2 separate regions of the Homo sapiens genome follow, and region 2 is linked to region 1. A link is a loop called in an ENCODE intact Hi-C map of the cell type or tissue named here. Cell type or tissue: PC-3. All regions are shown on one strand.

Region 1 (8,000 bases):
GATTGTTAATTGCCATTTGTACCTAATCCTGTATGTGTGTGTGTGTGTATGTGTATATATATATATATGAAATATGATCTGTCACTATGTGACACAAGTTGCATATTTGGGACTGCAGTAAGGGCTTGGTGGGCTGGGGGAATAGTGTGGATTTTTTTTTTTTTTTTTTGAGATGAAGTCTTGCTCTTGTCGCCCAGAGTGGAGTGCAGTGACGCGATCTCGGCTCACTGCAACCTCCACCTCCCAGGTTCAAGCGATTCTCCTGCCTCAGCCTCCTGAGTAGCTGGGATTACAGGGGTCTGCCACCATGCCCGGATAATTTTTGTACTTTTAGTAGAGATGGGGTTTTGCCAATAGTATGGATATTTAATGACTACTTGTTTTTTAATTAATGAACACTTAGCCTTTCTATGTGCATAATGGTGTAAAGGTTAGATGGGTAGGCGTTTGACAAACAGATGCTTGCCATTCAGTTACAGACTGGGGAAATAGCTCAGTATTTGGGATTGAAACTGTAAAGACTGGATAGGTTTTAGTCATCACTCTCTTTTGTCTGGTGGGGATTTAATAAATACTTTCAAGCTTCTGGTTTGGGAATTTAGAGAGTTTTGATTTTGGATTTGTAAATAGTTGATTGCTAAATTTGGTCAGATTTCTCCCGACTGGCTGTTCCTCAATTCTTAGGATATGTCCCAGTAAAATTGCACTTTGTGAATTAATTGTTATATGCGTAATTGTTGCATTTTGGATATACCTAATTTGATAATTTTTTTAAAATTCCATTTAAGGTATCTATTTGCAGGTCAGAAAGTAAGAAAATGTAATTGTGTAATCCTCTGAAATGTAAAAAAAAAAAAAAAACAAAACAAACAAAAAACCTTCGGGGCTGGAATACAAAGGCATGAATCATGAACCCTCTGCTCAAGGAGTCAGGGCAGATGGGAGCTAAACAGGCATTCAGAAGGCTTATTATCTTGTTAACACTCGGTGACAACTCCTACCATAGAGGTAAGCACATGGTGGCCTGCCTGGAAGGCGACCCAGGCTGATTCTTTAAGGAAAGGGTAAACAGTATTTGCCCTGCCTCTGCTGAATCAGCTTCACATTCCTGCTCCCCAGCAGGCATGTTCGACACAATGGCGAGTCCCTCCCTTCCCCAGTGCCACACATGGGATGAACCAGTGTCACTTAGCATTAAATATTGCATAACTGATGTGCTCTGTTTTGGGATTAGACATATTCTGTGCCAGAAATAATACAACTGAGAATAATTGCTAAAAGGGACCAAGATAAGAACCTACACTTAGGAAAGAACTAGAGAGAGCTAGGAAATACTAGGAATGTCACAAAACACAAAAGGGTTTTGATTTTGATTATCTTGTCCCATTACTCAGAGGGGCAATCCTTGCAGTGTTTCCATATCCCTCTACACAGTTTCCAACCTGTGCCCACCAAATTAAAGCAACAACAAAAACCCTCCAAATTTCTTAAATCCATGCTGCATTCTTGTGTCTGACTACAATACTGGTAGAGATGGGAAGGGTTTCTTGGTGCATTTAAGGAAAACTTTGTTTCAGACACCCCATATACCACCAAAGCCATCACTGCTAGGCTGGTGATGGTTTAGATCTCTAGATCAGTGGTTCTCAAACTTGAACATTCCTTAGTATCCCCTGGAGGGCTTGTGAAAACATAGACTGTTGGGCACACTATCCCCAGAATTTCTGATTTGGTAGCTGTGGGGTGGAGGCCAGGTAAACAGGTGATGCTGATGTGGATGCCCTGGGGACACTCTTTGAGAACCACTGCCATAGGCAATTTCTAAGGGCATGGGTGATCCGCCTTTTACAATCTCTCTGATGCCTCATGCAGTCAGGACAGACATGTGGATGTGAAAAGGATAGGGGCCAGCAGGATTCCTAAATGCACTCATTAACACATGGTGCATTCCTTACTATGATGTTCCTGCCTCAGTCAGTCGCTGTTAGGAATTTTACTAACCACGAGAAGAGCCAGAGGACAGGAAAAAGAATCTAAGCTGGTCATCAGGTGACCAAGGTTTTGGTCAGGACTCGTCTACTTGCTTGGTGGTTGATTTCAGGGAAGTAACCTACATTATCTGTTACTGTTTGGTCTTCTCAGTGGAAAGTTCTCTCATCACATTAGGCTCTTAATATGACAAAAAGAAACTTAGGAAAGCAGTTTTTAAAAAGCAAAGTTTATTCTTGTTTTGTTTCTGTTTGGCTGCTTATCATACAGCAGAACAGACTACTGAAAACTGGACATTCAAAGCCTGAATTTCAAGACCTCACACTTGACACTTCCATGAAAGCAGGCAAAAGACTCAGGTGCAGGCAAGGAAAGGGGCTTCCACTGGTAGACAAGACCTTCATGCTTAGCCTTTGGTAACAAATGTCCAACAAGGAATGGCAGGTGATTTGGATGGTGGTAGGAGCGTAACAAAGAGGAATCTCAGAGCAGGGCATGTGTAAAGTTCCAGGCAGGGAGCAGCAGTGCTATTTCTCAGGACTCAGCAAGTCCTAGCTTGCAGGAGTGGTTTCAGGACAGGAGTCTCATCCCCGGATATTATGAGCCCCTCCTACCCATTTCAAATCACCTCCTAGGCTGGGTGCCAGATATTAACTAGACGGCTTCCACGAAGCAAGCTTGGATCAATGCTGGGTTTGCACCAAAGAAGGAATCCTTTAATCCCTCCCCTTCTTTTTTAGAGACAGGGTCTCACTACATTGCCCAGGCTGGTCTTGAACTCCTGGCCTTAAGTGATCCTCCCACCTCAGCCTTCTGAGTAGCTGGCATTACAGGTGTGAGTCGTTGCACCCAGCTGAATCCCCTCTGACTGAGAAAAGAACTGGCGCCAAGCTGAGCCTGAACTTGCTAATGGTATGAGTCAAGGAGTGTGCCCAATTAAGTTAATGGGCTCATCCATTGCCATGTGGACTATACAGTACCTGCTACCCCAAAGAGGCAGAGTCTGTTTTCCCACCTTGGGGGTGGCCTTGATCGTGAGACTTGCTTCGTCTAATAGAATGAGATAACAGTGACCGAGCACTACTAGTTTTGAACCTAGGTCTCGAGAGACCTTAATGCTTTTTTTTTTTTTTTTTTTTTTTTTTTTTTTTCTGTTTTGATCTTCTGCCATGGCCATGAGAAGGACATGCCCAGACTAGGTCACTGGTCCTGTGAGGAGGATGAGAGCTGTGTGGGGCAGAGCTGCCTCAGCTAAATTCTACCAGCCAAGCCCAGGCTAGAGCAGTGACCCCAGATGATCCCCCAAATGCACGAATGAACCCAGCTGAGGTCAGTCAAGTTCAGTACAGCTCAGCAGCCAACCCTCAGCTGATCCACTGACACATAAGCCACAATAATAAGTGCTCATTGTCTTAAGGTACTGAGTTTGGGATAATTTGTTACACAGCAAGAGGTAACTGATACAAGTGGCTACTATGTTAAGCTTGGGGATACCAACATGAATTAACACTAAATATCCACCTGCAAGTAACTTACAATGTAATGAGGAAGCAACAGTTACAATAAGGTAAGTGATATATGCTACTAGAGTTAGGGTTAGAGTTAGAGAACTTGAGAGGAACTTAACGGGTGCTATAAAAAAGGAACTCAATAGGTGCCATTCGGGTTCAGAGAAACAAGGCACAAACTCTGCCTTGGAGGTTAGCAAAGCCTGAGAATGAGAGTCTTGTCTACCAGTGGAGGCTCCCTTTCATTGCCTGCTTCTCAGGCAGAAAGGAAGTTTTCTCCAAAATAACACATGTGCCAAGCAAGGTGTGGACAAATAACCAGACAGCTCTGAGCATGCCCTGCATCGAACACTAGACCAATTGCTTATGGTTGGAAACAATTGAGATCAGACCCAAGGTTTGACTCACATAGGAACAAGTTAACTTCCTGGGATCCAGGGCAACAGAATCCACCTTCACCTCCAGTGGGCCATCTTGCGAAGGAAAGCTGTTGGACTCTAAAGGTGCAGTGGGGTCGGTCCATATCCATGGCCAATCCTGAGTGAGGGCCTTGCTGATGTGGAGAACCCCAGCTTAGTCACTGAGCAGGCATCTCCTTGTCCAAATACCAAGGACAGACACCGCAGGCCACCGACCACTGTAACAGCAAAATAAATTTGTTCCAGGGAAAATGCTAAACATGTGACTGATTTTTTTCCTGTAGTTCTTAAAAAAAAAAAATTCCCTGTGCATCTTGATGATGCATCATTTGTAAGATGCTTTGTTTGCCTACAGTGGTGTCTGGTGGAGGACTAGGGATGGACACTCTAATTCAGAAAGTAAAGAAAAGTAATTGACAGCTTTCCTTCTGTAATTTTGTTTGAGTTCATAAAATAGAGAATTGCTGTAAGCCTAAAAGCAACTGATGGCTGACACCAAAATCGAAACATGGATATGCTCAGCCTGACATCTTAGGAAGCCGCCAACGATACTGTGTGCAAGCCCATCACCCAGCATCTCCCTGGGTATCCCAGGCTTCTTAACCAGAGGAACTTGCACAGAGAAACCAAATTGTGGATGGTTACAGCCATGTGAGTAGGGCTGATCTATCTTTACCTGACAACTGCACATGCAAGGTTAGCCCTTGTTCTGAAGAGCAGATTCTTCTCTGAAATCTGATGCTCTTTGTCTGGACTTTTCAGAAGGAGAGAGAGCATAATGCTTAATTTTATAAGTGACTGATTTGAACTGTGTAACGTCTAGAGATATTTCTCAGAGGTTTACTATCGGTCACAAAAAATATAACATGACTCAGAGAAGAACTGATTTCCCTTTTTTGAAAAGTAGAGAAGCCACAGGGCAAACAAATGAGGCAGCTTCCCCTGGCTCATGCGGAAAGATTGACGTCAATCTCCAAGTAGCTGAGACAGCTCACGCTTGCTTGGGCTCATGAGGAAGAAGTGGAAATCTCTGTGCCACAAAACCCAAAGGCATAATGTCAAAACCCCATCTGTAAGCAGGAGAGAGCTTCAAGGCTGGATGGGCCATGGTCTGATTACAGAGCCAGTTTCACAAAAGACATGGGGTTTACAGCATCACAGGGAGAAAGAGGAGATCGTCAGTTAAATGAAAGAGAACAGTGGATAAAATGACTCTTTTAAGTGTGCTGCCTTTCAGTTCACTGGCTCACAATTTAATGGCAAATAACCAGAAAAATGCCACAAGTCGTCCTTGCTATGAAGTCTCCAAACTCTAGCTAGGTTTAATGGTGCAACATCTGCATATTTGTATTAGTCTGTTTTCATGCTGCTGATAAAGATATACCTGAGAGTGAGCAATTTACAAAAGAAAGAGGTTTAATTGGACTTATAGTTCCACATGGGTGGGGAGGCCTCACAATCATGGCGGAAGGCAAGGAAAAGCAAGTCACGTCTTACGTGGATGGCAGCAGGCAAAGAAAGAGAATTTGTGCAGGGAAACTCCCATTTTTAAAACCATCAGATCTCATGAGACTCATTCACCATCATGAGAACAGCTCAGGAAAGACCGCCCCCCACCCCCATAGTTCGATCACCTCCCCTTATGGGAATTGTGGGAGTTACAGTCAAGATGAGATTTGGGTGGGGACACAGCCAAACCATATAAATATTCCAGCTGCCACTTTGCAGAGTAAATGGTGAGAAGTGATTGGAATCTGGATATAGAGTGCAGGTCAAGCTGACAAATTTTGTATATGGTTTACATGTAGAGCATGAGAGAAAAGAGAAGGCAAGGATTACACCAAGGCCATGACCTGAACAGCTCTTGCCTCGGTGCCTCCAGGTGTGTGGGATGTGTTTGCTTTCTGCTTCTACCTTTCTGGTGCTACTATCAACTTTTTGTCCAGGAACCCCTTGTCTATGGAGTTGTGCCTTCCAGTGGTGTAGACCATCTGCTTCTTCTTCCCAAACCAGGAAACCGAAATGCCACAAAACAGCGCATGCCCTTACTGCGTGTGAAGTCCTTCGGCATTTTATCTTCTCTTCCATTAGTTGTATTTTTTAAAAAGTTTCTCAAAATCCACTACACAGATTCTCTATCCTCTATCGAGTCATGACCCACAATTTTGAAAATCACTCTTTCAGACAACACTGTATGAGAATATTTTTCCTGCTTGAAGCCAAGGGAGAAATAACACTGCTTCTATCCCCAGGCACACTCTAAAGGACACTGGAGAAAGGGGACAGAACCAGCAGCAGGTGCCCACACGTCAGGAAACACTCATCCGCTGAAACAGCTGAGCTTGCCTGGAGATTTGCAAGCAATATATCCAGGAACAACTCCTGGGCTTTTCTCCTGCTGAGCTCCCAGGATCACTCCCTTAGACTCAAATTGTCACCCCCAACTCGCTGTGGTGGCTGCATGGTCCAGATGGCGCTGCACCAACCACTCCTCTGGGGCTGGGACTCTAGGAAGCAAGTGACACACCTTCTTAAGACTAACCCGCAGGTCGGCTTTCTTATTTTTTTTTAAGCAATAATCTCTATGGAGACACCAACAGAGGGTAACAGTAATCATCAACAGAGAGAAGGCTTCGGAACACACAACACTTTCAGAATATGACAGTTTATAATGTCTTGGCCCATATCTACTGTGAAGCAGCAACATCAGTCTTCCAGCCTCTGACCATCACTCTCCTTTGTGAAGGCCCAGCAAGGAGCCCTTTCTAGTCCATGTTGATCAGCCACCTGCCTTGAGGAACTCGATTTAGGCTGTTTTATAACCATTGATTTGTGTTCATTAACTTAAACCTCGTCTCTTTTTAATGGGTTCTTCTATTAGTCTTAATAGTTTTTAATTTGTAATTAAAGTTTCCTAGAGTCACAAATTAAATATCATATCACAGGCAAATATAGATCATTTTGTCTTCTTGACTTAAAAAGTTATACCTTGTATTGCTGTTTCTGGACTTATTTCATTGCCCCGAACTTTTAGAGCTACATTAGACAATAGGAAATGGCAGGTATTTCGGAATTTATTGGAAATGCTTTCAACTTTTCTTTTCTTTCTTTCTTTTTGAGATGGAGTTTCACTCTTGTTGCCCAGGCTGGAGTGCAATGGTGTGACCTTGGCTCACTGCAACCTCTGCCTCCTGGGTTCAAGCAATTCTCCTGCCTCAGCCTCCCAAGTAGCTGGGATTACAGGTACACACCACCACACCCAGCTAATTTTGTATTTTTAGTAGAGACGGGGTTTCTACATGTTGGTCAGGCTGGTCTCGAACTCCCGACCTTAGGTGATCCACCCGCCTCAGCCTCCTAAAGTGCTGGGATTACAGGCAAGAGCCACCATGCCCAGCCGCTTTCAACTTTTCTCTCTTAAAGTATAATATTGTCTCGTTGGTATAAGATGTCATCCTATAATATCTAGTTAAGAGGGTTTTTAAAAATAACAATGATAGTTAAGCTTTATTAAATACTTCTTCAGCATCTATTTTTTTTTATTTTGTATTTTAAAGTATGCATTAATAGATTTCCTACCATTATATTAATATTACTCTGTCTTCTTGGAATAAGCCTTCAATGACATACTGAAATATTGTAACATATCTATGAATTTATTTTCAAGTGTTTTATTTAGGATGTCTGCAATTTTATTAATAACATGCTGTCTTTGCCAAAGTTGCTGATATTAAAAAAATAGATTATTTACATTAAAAATGATATTATAATTTTCTTTGTTATCTGGAAGAGTTTATAAAATATGGAAAGTCTCTTTTCCTCGAAAGCTTTAATGAATTTCCCAGTGAAATCTTCTGCCATGATTGTGAGGCCTCCCCAGCCATGCGGAACTATAAGTCCAATTAAACCTCTTTCTTTTGTAAATTGCCCAGTCTCAGGTATGTCTTTATCAGCAGCAAGAAAACAGACAAATACAAATATGCAGATGTTGCACCATTAAACCTAGCTAGAGTTCGGAGACTTCATAGCAAAAATGACTTGTGGCATTTTTCTGATCCCCTCCCTTCTCCAGGCTAATTTTTGT
Region 2 (8,000 bases), 110 kb before region 1:
CTTCCCTTCCCTTCCTTTCCCTTCCCTTCCCTTGCCTTCTTTCCTTCTCTCCTTCTTTCCTTCCTCTTCTTCTTCTTTCCTTCCTTCCTTACCGACAGAAAACTTACAGAGCACCTATAGGCAATTTTCTAGGTTCACACATTTGGGCATCAGGAAATGGTGATAATCATTAGCAAGTAGGGTCTATCTAATCCAGCTATATATAGATAACACCACTAAGGAATTAAAAAGAAAATTCTGGACATCTTTATGAAAGTAAGAAAATGCTTTTTTAAGAATAATGGAAGCCACGCTGATGAGACAGCCACCTAGAATTCATCACGCCTATACATACGCAAGGGTGCATCAAGGACCTGTAGCCCGCGTACGTGTCTTTCTGCAGCTCCACCATCCTGAGGAAGTGGTGGTCTTCCTGGGCCAGTGTGGTTGAGAGCACAGTTCAGTTGACCTGTGTTCCTCAGCTCTAGGCTCTGCAATTCTCTCCTGTGCGGTCCATCCTGCTTTGGTCCATTCTATCAGTGCAAGGAGGTCTGATTTCTTTTGGCTAAGTCTTGGTTTCTTTCTACACACTTGTCCAGAGCTCAAGCTTTGAGGTCTGACTCTTCATCAGTTCGTATATATGAAAGAGTCACAAATTCCAGTTTGTCTTAGTGGACCAAACCACAGGGCAGATAATCTTGTGCTTCTAACTGGAAGCCCTGTATCTGCAGCATCTCACACCCTCGTCTCCCTGGGGGGAAGGAGGAGCCTTTCTGTGGAAGGTTTCCATTGCCTTCTGCCAGGTGTCTAATGAAAATGACGATAGCTGGCTGGGCACCATGGCTCATGCCACTTTGGGCTTGTTGGCTCACTCCCAACATTTTGGGAGGCCAAGGTGGGCGGATCACGAGGTCAGGAGATCGAGACCATCCTGGCTAACATGGTGAAACCCCGTCTCTACTAAAAAAATACAAAAAATTAGCCGGGCGTGGTGGCAGGCGCCTGTGGTCCCAGCTGCTCGGGAGGCTGAGGCAGGAGAATGATGTGAGCCTGGGAGGCGGAGCTTGCAGTGAGCCGAGGTTGTGCCACTGCACTCCAGCCTGGGCGACAGAGCGAGACTCCGTCTCAAAAAAAAAAAAAAAAAGAAAAAAGAAAAAAAAAGAAAATGACGATAGCCACTACACTCCCTGCATAATGCCATTACCTATCTGTCCAGCCAGCCCTGTCCTCCAAGGCTAACAGATAATTACTGCTTAATTATGTCTTAGTCGAAGCTGCACAGTTACTTTATAAAATGCAGTGTTTCTAGTTGCCATGGCTTAAAGATGACAGGTAGGTTTATCTTTAGATAGTCTATGAATTTGTACTGATTTTATGCAACAGGTTTCCAAAGTCAGTTCTTGTTATTTTATTCTGCATGTAAGCCTTTCCTGCAGAATCTTTCCTGCCTGTGTCTACCTGGATCCATGTCCCTGCTTACCACTTCAAACTGGTTTCTTCACTCTGAAGCAGGTTCCCCTTCCCCTTCAGGATATCTGGACCAAGTTTGAAGATGGGCATGAGTTAGGTTCACCCTGGAGCAGGTTCACCCTGGAGTAGGTTCCCCTTCCTCTTTGGAATATCTGGACCAAGTTTTCAGATGGGCATGAGTTAAGTTGCTGTTCCTTTAAGGATGACGTTTCTTAGCAACAATGGATTGCCTGCTTTGTTTTCTGTGGATCGATTGTCTCTGTCTGCGGCTCTCAGCTCCATTTTTTTCAAACTGATCATTGGGCATAAATATTGCTGATGAGCTGAAACTAACATGCTCCCCCCTCCAAAATAAACTAAAAAAACTAACCAAAGGAACACATTGAGGGACTATTCTAGTTGTCCTATTCCAGTTGAATATTCATAGTATTCATCAGTACTATTTAATGTTTTATATAAACTCCAAATGTGCTTGTTATTTCAGTGTTCGGAAAATTTATAGCCAGTAAAATTACATATATACATATACATGATTTGCTTTTATTTATTTGGTTATGAATGCAAGTAAAATATTATTTTCTTTATGTGCTCATTGAGTGCTTGTGTTTCTTGTATGAGTTGGCTAGTCAGGATCTCTGTCCATTTTTCTCCTGCGGCCTTTGTTAGCAGAATTAAATTTTTTTCTCGACCACTCCTCACCAGCCAAGTAAGCATGAGTTCCATCCACCCAGAGCCTCAGACTATGCATCACTAAAGCGAGAAATGTAGACCTGAGAATCCCCAGGTCCTTAGAGGCCTGTGGAGGTCCTCTGATTCTAGAATTTACTTCCTTTCGCCCCAGAAGTAAGTGTTAGGAAGGAAAACTTCAGAGCAGTGTGAAAGAAGGAAATGGGGGACCCTACTTATTTGGGGGCCATGGAAGTCAGCAGCTCTGAGAGGGGAGCTGAGCATGAGGAGCAAGGGGAGCAAGGGGAGACATGAGCATGAGTAGAAGTGGCCAATTGCAGCACAGAATAAGGGCAGGATGAGGGTTGGCAGGGACCTTCAGGGGAACTGGTGCCAGGCACCGAAGGTATGAGAGCCTCTGACCAGCTGGGAAACAGGTAAGAACAAATGGGAATGTGGTGTTCTTCCCAGTATCTGCTCCCTTTACCATGTAGCTTCTCAGTGCTCACCCACAATGGGCAGGGAAACTTCCCCACATCTTTATGATGGGCTGAACCCTGTGATTTGCTTTGGCCAAGGGGGTTGTTAGCCCACTTGATGCAGCAGGCACGAGTGTGCATATGTGTTTCTGCTTGTACCTGTGTACTTCTGCCACTTCCCAAGGATATGTATGACCAGCTGGCCTACCAGTGTTAGGAGGAGGACAGACCCACAGTGCAGAGCCACCCCACTGAAGCTGAGTCCAGGCTAGCTGACCCCAGCCAACCCACAGACCCAGGAGCTACCTAAACACCTACAGCTGCATGTCGTGGTGGGTTGGTATTCTGAATGAAGGCTGTAGATATCTCATACACAGCAAACTGGGCTGGAGTGGGGCCAATGTTGTCCTCCAAGGCACTTCAAGTCCTATTGCACGAATTGTATCAGTTTCTAGAAATTTCCAACACTGGCAGAAACCAAGATACTGGCTTGGGGTAAAAGAAAGAAAGCCCAGTAGGACCCAAGGAAGAGGAAACTGGTAAGCTATGGAAAGGCCATCAAGATCTATCCACGTGGAATAGGAATCAGTGAATTCATCTCAACAAAGAAACCAGGGAGTAAACCAGGAGTCTGTGACATCCACATGCAGGAAGCCTGTGACATCACCTGAAATAGCAAGGTGGGCACTGAAGGAAGACCAATACTTCAAGGCCTGTATGTGCCCTGGGGGATGCCTGGCACCCTGGAGGGAATCTCATTCATTGGAACAACACTGATTCTGATCATACCGCCCTTTGGAACAGGTATACACTGCATACTGCAAAGGATGTGAGCCTTGGCACCCGAGAAGTGACAAGGGCTAGAGCAGACTGAGATTGGTCATGTAGTATGTGTGTGCAGCCTAACAGGTCTCAACTCTCAGTCCTTCCACTCATCCTGGCAATAGGCACAAACATCAACACTGTATAGATCAGGACACAGGTTCATGTAGATCTGGTGATTTACTCTGGGTGATGCAAACAGAAACAGGCAGGACCAAGGTCCAAACCCATCCTGAACCTGAATTTTGCCCTCTTTAAAGAAGAGCCCGACATACATTATAACTACCTAAACCCTATCTTCCTGGCCATTATGGGCCTTGATTTTAGCCACTAAGAACATCCAGTTAATTGCTTCTATTTTTATTCTATGCTCACAAAGTAATCTTGCATTTATATATTGTTTTCTTATATAGACTTGTTAATGGGATGACCATAAATGTATTCAACTTTATGAAATTCATTCCTTGGTTCTCATTGTAAATTTGTAGGTTGGCATTCTCAAGCAATTTCCAGGATTTGCTGAATTTAGCTAGAAGGAGACTGGGCAGCTCTGGGTGTGCTGACCAATCAAAATTCTGGACATGGGGGAGACCCCAAATAATGGGAAACCACCCAAGTACTGCTGTTCAGCAAGACTTTGAGGTGAACTTCCTGGACAACATTTCCGAGACTTCAGGTCCTCCAACTGCAGGATGCAATGGTAAGACTGGACTGAAGGTCTTGCTTTTAGAGGGTGTGTTCTTAAATTTCACTTTGTCTTCTCAGGTTAATAGTACCATGCTTTTGTAATCTATTAATACTTTCTGCTGTCATTAGCTACCAATGCTAAGGGTAAAAATCAAACTATGGGATACTGATAGAATATTTATTTATTTATTTATTTATTTATTTATTTATTTATTTGAGACAGGGTCTTTCTCTGTCACCCAGGCTGGAATACAGTGGTGCAATCACAGCTCCCTGCAGCTTTGAACTCCTGGGTTCAAGCAATCCTCTTGCCTCAGTCGCCCAGGTTACTGGAGCTACAGGTGCACACCACGATGCCTGGCTAATTCTTTTATCTTTTGTAGAAACAGGGTCTTCTTTTGTGGGCCAGGCTAGTCTCAAACTCCTGACCTCAAGTGATCCTCCCGCCTCAGCCCCTCAAAGTGCTAGGATTACAGGTGTGAGCCATTGAGCCCTGTCTAGAATTTTAAAAAAGCAATTCGTAGTATCGCAGTTACAAATCTCAAGACTGAAACTCCTAGATCCGTGTGTGTGGCAGCCTGGTGCCGTCTGTGTGGCAGCTTGGTGCTGTCTGTGCAGTTGAAATAGCCTTGACAGCCTTGAGCCCGTGCTTGGTGGAACTCCTGCTGATGCAGTGTGAAGACACACTTCTTGTGTCTGGAACACACGTCTCAAGTGTAAATCCTCTGTTCCAAACAAGTTTGAATACGTTTTGTTTTATTTTGTTGGCTACTAATTCAAACACTTGTCCTGTGTTAATAGCCAGTGATTAATTTCGGGTTCTTTTTCATGTGGGAATTACTCAAAGCTCCTCTCAAAACTATGCTGCATTCATCAGCGTGACTCATCTTTTTCCATTTCCAGAGCAAACAGCAGGGACTATCCAGTCTGTACTTCAGGAAATGAGCGAGAGTGAAGTAAGCTGGCAAACGACTGCTATTTCTCTTCTTTTGAGTTTGAAATGAAAGGTTTTTTTTCCAGTATAAGATTATTCTTAGGCTGGGTGCAGTGTGTGCCTGTAAGCCCAGCACTTTGGGAGGCCAAGATGGGAGGATCACTTGAGCCCAAGAGTTTGCAATCAGCCTGGGCAATATAGTGAGATGCCCCCGTCTCTAAAAAAATAATTTAAAAAAATTAGCCAGGCCTGGTGGCGCATGCCTGTGGTCCCAGCTACTTGGGAGGCCAAGGTGGGAGGATTGCTTGAGCCTAGGAGGTAGAGGTTGCAGTGAGCTGTTGTTGTGCCACTGCCCTCCTGCCTGGATTACAGATAAAGACCTTGTCTCAAAAAAACCAAGAAACAAAAAACAAAAAACACCCTACTTTTTTATTTAAAAAATGTTTTACTTATTATAGTAACATAAAGAAACAAACATACATAAGAAGCATATAGTGGGATTGATTTTCCCAATGTGAACCCACTGGTGTAATCAGCACTCAGAGAGAGAATCAAAATATTAGCAGCACCCTAGAAGCCCCTGTAGGCCCCAATTTCTAAATTCATAGATGAGTTTGTCCATCCCTGAAGTTTTATATCAATGGATCACATGCTATATACTCTTTGGTCTGGGTGTTTTTTTTTTTTTTTTTAATTGCTGTTAGGTTTGTGCATTGTATCCATATTGTTGTTCAGCAATTGCTTGTTTCTTTTCATTGCTGTATAGTATTCATAACAATCCACAGTTTATTTACTGGATACTGTTAATTCTGTCCTTCATGATTAATGATGTGAACCCCCACTTTCAAGTACTTATCAGCCAATTATTCAATAACTTTTGTTCATTTTTCTACTAGATTTTTTCCTTCGGCTTAATTTTTTAATTTCTGTCTTTTATATTTTTTTAATTTTTAATTTTGAAAAAATGTTAATCTACAAAAAAGTTGCTAGAATTTCCTACTGAATACTCATAGATCTTTTCATCTAGATTCATCAGTTGTTAACCATTAATCATGTTTGTTGTATTTTTCTCTCCATCTCTCTATATATTAACTTTTTTGTGAATCATTGAGAATGAATCATGTTGATATCATGTTCCCCAGTCAATATTCACCGAAATTCTTATCTGGAGTAATTATTACTATGGTGGTTGCAAAATCAACTCTATTTTGCCTTCTACATTTATGAGTTGCCATTCTACTGTAAAATGTTTGCCACATTTGTTGTATTTTTCTGTCTACCTACCTATGTACTGATCAGCTTTTTTCTGAATCACTGAGAGTAAGCTGTAGACACCATGACCCTTTGTTGCTGAATACTTAAGTATATCTTGAATACAAAGACATTTTCTTTCAAAATTACTATATCAAATCCAAGAAATTTAACATTTTTATATTAATATTATATCACATATTATCATAAAAATTTGGCAATTATCTCAATAATGTCTCTGGAATAGCATTTTCTCCTAATGTGGTATCACATGCTGCATTTTCTCCTAATGTGGCATCACATGTTGCATTTTCTCGTAATGTGCTATCACATGCTGCATTTAGTTTTCACATCTGTTTAGTCTTCTCTAATCTGAAATAGGTTCTTAGCCTTTTTTGTTTTTTTATGATATTGACATTTTTTAAGAATATAGCATATTCATGTTGTAGAAAGTGCTCTAATTTGGCTATTTCTGGTTTCTTCTCTGAGACTAAATTAAAGGTACTTATTTTCTCAGAGTATTTCATAATTGAGGCTGTGTCCACGTCTCAATGCATCACTTCAGAAAGCTTGTGACATCATTCTGATCATTCAGACAGAGAGGTGTCAACTAGATTTCTCCATTAAAAAGATTCATTTTCTTTCCATGTAATTAATACATAATTGATTGGGAGATTAACACCATGTTGATATCATATTTCCCAGTAAAGATTCACCCAAATTCTTGCCTGAAGTAATTATTAATATAGTGGTTATAAAAATGGCAATTTTCAACTCATCATGCCTTTTATGTGTACTAGTTGTCATTCTACTATAAAAAATGTTTTACTTTTATTTATTCATTAATTTATATGTTTAGTACAGTATGGACTCCTGTTTTCACTTTATATTCATTATGTTTTTATTCACTTTTGTTTCTATTCTTTTGAGAAACAGAACTGTCCTAAACTTCACCAATGGAAGGTCCTTGATGCCAGTTTGCACATGTCATGTTGGAGGGGGGTGGTCTTTTAACACTTCCTTGATTTATGGACAAGATATCCCAGGCTTATTCATAGTCTTCTGATGTTAATAATTTCTTGATCAAGTTCAATTTATTAATATATGGCTACCACTCTTTGTACTCTGGCTAGGAAATCCTTGCTTAATACAAGTTCACCTTATTTATGGCTACTATGCTTGGTATCTTGACTTGAAAATCCTTGCTTACTTAACACAAGTTCAGGAAATTATTTTCCTGTGATTTTTTTTTCCTACAGGCTTTCATGCTTAGATCTACAATCCTGCTTGAATTTAATTTTGCTTATGGATTGTATATAAAGTTCTGGTTCTTCTGTATAAGGAAGAAAGGAGCACTATTAATTATGGAGCAGTCAGCAGGTATAAACTAGACCCATATGGGAAAATTTGGACAATGACCACGCACCACTTTAAAGTCCTCTGCTATGCATTGGTTCCTGGCTACCTCAGTACCTCATTTCTTACAGGTCTCCCTGTCACACTGATGGCTTAGCTGTTCCTCAAACCTATCAAGACCTTATCCTAAGCCTGTGCTCTTTCTTCCAACAGAACTCTCCTCTCCCATACAGCCACTGGGCCTACTCTTCACGGAGGTCTCTGTCAGTCACCTCCTGAGACATATTTCTGCAACCACCCAATCAAAAATAGCTCCAGCTTATGCCCTTGGTTACTGTCTACTGCCTTACCCTGTG

The links. A loop is a pair of places that touch in the nucleus more often than their neighbours do. Peaks named below come from ENCODE experiments on the same cell type or tissue, not always from the same donor. Only the 100,000 strongest peaks of a DNase experiment are listed, where the experiment ranks them.
Region 2: a loop joins it to region 1, with 3 times the contacts of the local background. A loop is called at or near these places in 2 of 110 quality-filtered maps.

Annotation. Positions count from the first base shown.
Region 1 is chr2:234,304,101-234,312,100 of GRCh38, forward strand. No RefSeq gene overlaps it. Among named protein-coding and RNA genes, the nearest start is that of LINC01891, 150 kb to the right of the region's middle. RefSeq lists an enhancer at 4,943-5,082. In PC-3, a CTCF peak has its summit at 4,303; DNase peaks (open chromatin) are centred at 1,021 and 4,861; H3K4me3 peaks cover 350 bases; H3K27ac peaks cover 4,041 bases.
Region 2 is chr2:234,198,506-234,206,505 of GRCh38, forward strand. It overlaps LOC105373932 (a long non-coding RNA gene), which reads left to right and starts at 2,032. Exons shown (of 3, transcript XR_001739236.1): 1 at 2,032-2,552; 2 at 3,043-3,274; 3 at 3,905-4,110. In PC-3, no CTCF peak of the experiment used is centred here; DNase peaks (open chromatin) are centred at 4,996 and 6,196; H3K4me3 peaks cover 416 bases; H3K27ac peaks cover 2,660 bases.